Linked DNA regions of Homo sapiens: region 2 is linked to region 1. A link is an interaction called in ENCODE POLR2A ChIA-PET data of the cell type or tissue named here. Cell type or tissue: HepG2. All regions are shown on one strand. Each heading gives the region's core, and the rest is flanking DNA. Links, peaks and the distances in the headings are about the cores only. Region 1 has its middle 32 kb from the start of PSMD12. Region 2 overlaps HELZ (helicase with zinc finger).

Region 1 (2,920 bases), core at 99-2,598:
CTCCTGGCCTCAAGGGATCCTCCCACGTCAGCCTCCCAAAGCGCTGGTATTACAGGCATGAACCACTGCACACAGCCTGGAGCTTAGTATTTAGTATATGGAAAGAACTGAATGACATTTCTTTGAAGTTTCCAAGTTTCATTATCTTGCTATTCTTACTAAATTAGGGACCATGTTTATCTTTGTAATCCATCATTTGTTACATAGTAGAAACTTAAGTGCTTGTTGAATTGCTTAATCTTTTTCAACCCTTCATTATCACACCCTGCTGGAATTTTGTTTCTATCTTCATGTCCAACCTTACATTACTCTGAAAAGTTTTTTCCCAAGAGTATATCCACCGTAAAAAATAGACTGGGCATGGTGGCTCACACCTGTAATTTCAACACTTTGGGAGGCCAAAGCAGGAGGATCCCTTGAGGCCAAGAGTTCAAGATGAGCCTTGCCAAGATAGTGAGATCCCCATCTCTACAAAAAAATTTAAAATGGCTGGGAGGGAAAAAACAATTTGCTATAGCTCAGATTAGCCTAGCATAATGGTACGTACCTGTGATCCTAGCTACACAAAAGGCCCAGGTGGCAGAATCACTTGAGCCCAGGAGGTGGAGGCTACAGTGAGCTGTGATTGTGTTCCCAGACCAAACCACAGGTGGGGCTGCTTATTCTCACGGCCCAGTAACGAGATGTAAATGAATTGGGAAAGAAGGCAGTTTATTTCTGTAACAGGGTACAGGGTAAAGGTCTGGAAAATATCGCCAGACCAACTCAAAATTACAGAGTTTTCCAGAGCTTATATATACCTTCTAAGCTGTGTCTACGTGTAAGTAGCATTCATCTAAAGACATAAGTGATTAACTTTTTTTTTTTTTTTTTTTTGAGACGGAGTCTCACTCTAGGCTGGAGTGCAGTGGCGTGATTTCGGCTCACTGCAAACTCCGCCTTCCGGGTTCACGCCATTCTCCTGCCTCAGCCTCCCGAGTAGCTGGGACTACAGGCACCTGCCACCATGCCCTGCTAATTTCTTGTTTTTTTTTTGTTTTTTTTGTTTTTTTGTTTTTTTTTTTACTACAGACGGGGTTTCACGGTGTTAGCCAGGATGATCTTGATTTCCTGACCTCATGATCCGCCCACCTCGGCCTCCCAAAGTGCTGGGATTACAGGCGTGAGCCACTGCGCCTGGCCATAAGTGATTAACTTCTAATCATTAACTAAGATCTAAGTCCTGAAGACCTTCTGGAGCCTCAGTAAATTTACTTAATCTAAATGGGTCCACGTGCTGGGGTGACTACCCTTATCTTGTCTCCTGCTAAATCACGGAGGTTTGGGGAATTTCTTCAGATGCCCCAATAAACTTGTTTGTGGAGGTCTGGGGAGTTTCTTCAGCGCCCCCCTCCCGCCCCCCCACCCCCCGAATAAAGCTTGTTTAATTCTAAACGGGTACTGTTAAGAATTTCTGCGTTATCTTGTCATGCTTTAAGGCCTAGGAAGGGCCTGGGCAAAACTCTTGATGGGCTTTTATTATGTTCCAGCCTTTGTAGAAGGGCGTTGGCTCTCTCAGCTTTTAATATTGAACTTCACCACTCAGTCAGTGCTGAAACAGTTGTTACAGAGGCCTGCGTTAGTGAGACCTGGCCTGCCACAATCGCACCACTGTACTCCAGCCTGGAGAACAGGGCAAGACTGTCTCTTAAAATAATTTAATTAAATGAAAGTAAACACTCAAAGTCTCTAAAACATTTCCCAAATTGTAGCTTCCAAGATTACATTGGTTTCTTCAAGTTTTCCAACATGAAGAACAGTTTAATAACAGTCTGAAATGCCCTGTTTAAGAAATAGGACTCAGCTTCCCTTTGTAGTTCTTCCACTCTCCGCCCCTCAGATACTTCTAACTCACTGGAAGGAGATATTCTACCACTTTCCCATATTTCTTTCATTTTATTTAGTGAACACTGTGGTCTGCCACCCAGCTAGTCTCCTTCAAGACTGAAAAACAGTCCTGAGAGTGTTAATGACCCATAGCTGAGTGTGTCCTCACCCGCTTCCTCCACTCCCCGTGATCACCTTCAGCTGAAGAGAGCTACCTCCCTTCCAATGACAAATTGATATAAGAATATGAAGTCCTGGTCCTCTTGCTACAATTTGGGACAACTCTGAAGGGCCATTTTAGCTCTGGAGAATTCCCGCAAGATTGACTGAGGCCTCTGTTACAACCATATTGTGGTTCAACTCCTCCCTCTTCCCAATCCTCCTTCCTTCACTTGCTTATGGGAGCTGATCTCCCAAGCAAGCCTCAATAAGCTCTCTGTGCAAATATCCATTTCAGAGTCAGCTTTTGGGGGAAGCTGGTCTATGGAAGCTAGGTCCCTATGATAGTTGGTGCTGGAAGTGGTCTGAGAAAGCTGACTCAAAAAACTGGATTTCATAGCCAGCTTACCAACTGGCCAGCTGGCAGTGAGAACCCCATCACTGGTAATAGGTGGAGCATGTACAGCCCCCAGCATATAGTAGGGGTGCAGTTGTTAAAACTGCTGGTGAACTAGGATGACTGATGAAAGGTATATTATTAGTCCATTTTCACGCTGCTGATAAAGACATATCTGAGACTGGGCAATTTACCAAAGAAAGAGGTTTAACTGGACTCACAGTTGCATGTGGCTAGGGAGTCCTCACAATCATGGTGGAAGGCAAGGAGGAGCAAGTCACATCTTATGTGAACGGTGGCAGGCAAAGAGAGGGCTTGTGCAGAAAGACTCCCATTATTATTATTACTATTATTTTTTGAGATGGAGTCTCACTCTGTCACCCAGGCTGGAGTGCAGTGGCACGATCTCAGCTCACTGCAACCTCTGCCTCCCAGGTTCAAGTAATTCTCCTGCCTCAGCCTCCTGAGTAGCTGGCATTACAGACGTGCTCCACCACG
Region 2 (2,920 bases), core at 302-2,801, 260 kb after region 1:
TTTTAATATTAAATATGTTCTCACTTAATTGCTTTGCTGCTAGACTTGCAACTAATTTTTTTAAAGTATATTCCATTATTTTGCATTTTTGATGTGTCAAAACTTTGACAGCTTTTATGTAGAATAAAAAAATTTTTAAATTTGTGTATTGTTACATATGTTTGCATCAAGCTAGCAGCCAAGAGGTTAATTGTGCAACTATAAAAAAAAAAAAAAAAAGAAAAGTTTGTCTAAAATGTATTTAAAAAGAAAAAAAAATTGTAAGTAGCATTTACATTTATTCAATAATATTACCACATGCTGGGTTTCTGTACCAGAAATGGCCAGTTGATGTACAAATGTATGTTATTTTTGCTTAAATTCATTTAAATTTTTTTTAAAATAAAGGGGCAGCATCTTCTAAATAAGTTTTATCAGCTTTTTTTTTTTTTTTGGTGACACGATGCTGCATTCTAAAACTTTTATAGTTTTAGACTATGTATGATGTGTTGTTGTAATCTCCATCCACCATAGGATAGAGTTAAAGGCATTCTTTGCAGGCATATTTTGTATGCCACTGTTTTTTGAAATGTGAAAAAAACGTTGGCATACTTAGTTATTTTTTGGACAAGCTACACTTCAAGCTTGTTTTTAATGTTAATTTGATAGTGTGTGTTTTTTTTTTTAAACAAATCAAGAAGCTGAAAAATTTTTAGGATTGTTGGTGCTTAGTAGACTTGATAACTATTTTAAAAATGCGTGAATTTAGTAAAATTCTTTTTTTCTCACTATGCATGTGTAAATGTTTGTAACCTGGCTTCCCTCTTCTCCAGTGGTATAAAGAATTGTGCCGCTTTAAGGTTTGGGTTTTTTTCTCTCCAGTAAAAATTTTGGTACCTTATTTGATGTTTACATTAAAATGTGACATTATACGTGGCAATTCAAATATTTTGCTAGCTGTCTTGTTTGAGGAACACCATTAAAGAAGAAATATAATGTTTGTCAAAAATGTATCAAAATTCATCAGAATCTGGGGCAGAAAACTACCCTTGTTTTTCATGTCTTTCAATTCTTCTAAAATACCCCTTATTGAACTTGTACACAATATAAAATTTAAATAGCCATCTTAAATATTCTACCATCTAAAAATTGCTTTGAATGAATTTTGGTAAAATCCAAAGGAAGATGTTTACCCTCTTGAAACTTATGGTCTTGTCACACATTTAAAGCAATATATGTCCTTATTTTCCTGACCTTGTAATACTACTTTTATATTTCAGAGGTATCTCGAAACTACAATATAAACTTTTAAAAAAAAATAAGATGAGGCTGGGGAACCTTTCGAATGAACCCAATCTTCCTGATGATCCATTCAAAAACAGGTTTTTGGAAGACCACTTTCGATAGGCAATCCTATAATCAAAGTACATTTTTAAAATCAGGTTGTAAAATGGCAAAGGTAAAGAAAAATTACTGACATTTCTTCTATGATTGGAGTTTAGTTTATGTTGGCCAGCTACAACCCCTTTTAATCCTCAGACAGTTTGGGATAAAAGAGTGCCTTTGGTTAATGGTTAGCAAGCTCCAGGATAAGCGCTGCGTGCCTCTTGTATTCAGCTCTACCTTTCTGCTAAGAGTGCGGTTCATTTGTGTGTGGCTTTGCGTTCCAGGCTGTGGGTCTCTGTGTAAGGTGGCAGACATAGACTTGTAAACTGCAGACGTGTTAATGGTTAGCATAAATCACAGCTGGAAAACTGAGCCGGCAAGTTACAGCACCACTCTTTCTCTGTATGATGTCAGATCACCACATTTAGCAATGTCAAATTTTACTCAACATTCTTTAGTAGGAAGAAAAGAAGAAAAAGTTTTGCCACGTAGCTATGTGCTTTTAAGTCTGTGACAAAACTCAAGACATATCCGAATGAAAATTAGATCTCTCTGATGTGAGGATGTTATGGAAAATAATTTTCCCATCAGTGATTATCCACCCCCCAGCCCCCATATACAGGACTACAACGCAAGCTAGATAAATGTTCAAAAGCAATCTGATAATATGAAGACAGAATTGTCAAGTCAGGGCTTTCAGTTGACCCCTTGTCATGAGGTTATTGCCTAATTTTCTGTTTTCTATACTTGAATCTTTAAAAAATATCAGTTTTTAAATTATTTATATTTATATTTAGTTAAGGGTCATGGGGTCGTGTATGCACCCCATCACCTTATATAAATATGTTGATGATGGAAGCTTTGGATAAGGAAGCTATTAAGTTGTCATGACATCCTTGTTCTAAGCAGTTATTTCTAAAAACTAAAAATAATAGCTACTTATTGGCCCACCGCTCTGCTGTGAGTATATGAGTACTTCTCATTCCTTATTTCCATAGCCAGTCAAGGATTCTAACGCTGCTTCCATCTGATACTCTTCTTAGATTCTGCATCAAATGCTTATTTTGACTTACAACAAGCTTACTCTTCCTCAGCATTACATAATGCCATCTTTCCAACCATGCTTTAAAGAACCTGCTCTTTACGCATAGTATCTTATAACATTTTGAACACGTCTTGTGTAAGAATCATTGCAAGTTTCCATCAAAATGAGGCGTGTCTTCTGAGTACAGCTGATGTTCTTTGGGTATTACTTGAGTAGTAGTAGCAAGTACCCATAAATCAGATTTATGAAACATAACTTATATGCTAGGTTCAACCCTTATATATGCATATATATGTATAGTATATGTATATAAAATTTTTTTCCAGAAAACTTGATGATAGCTCTCAGATAATACCAAGTATTACCAGCTTCCATTTCTTCAGAGCAGATTTTTTTCTAAGTGAGGTTAATTGTTCACATAATGTCTTTTTACATCTTTGTCCTTTGTATCACTCTGAAGTTTTCTTTTTCTTGCCAGAATATTTGTTTCACTTTTTAATTTCAGTGCTA

Evidence for each region. ChIA-PET counts read pairs that join two places held together with the same protein. Peaks named below come from ENCODE experiments on the same cell type or tissue, not always from the same donor. Only the 100,000 strongest peaks of a DNase experiment are listed, where the experiment ranks them.
Region 2: POLR2A ChIA-PET joins it to region 1 with 5 read pairs; 3 of 35 experiments call an interaction of 5 or more read pairs at or near these places.

What each region holds. Positions count from the first base shown.
Region 1 is chr17:67,332,719-67,335,638 of GRCh38, reverse strand. No RefSeq gene overlaps it. Among named protein-coding and RNA genes, the nearest start is that of PSMD12, 32 kb to the left of the region's middle. In HepG2, for the core only: a CTCF peak has its summit at 659; DNase peaks (open chromatin) are centred at 648 and 1,218; H3K4me3 peaks cover 1,242 bases.
Region 2 is chr17:67,075,233-67,078,152 of GRCh38, reverse strand. HELZ (helicase with zinc finger) reads left to right here. Exons shown (of 33, transcript NM_014877.4): 33 at 1-2,920. Among named protein-coding and RNA genes, the nearest start is that of CACNG1, 32 kb to the right of the region's middle. In HepG2, for the core only: no CTCF peak of the experiment used is centred there; a DNase peak (open chromatin) is centred at 1,592.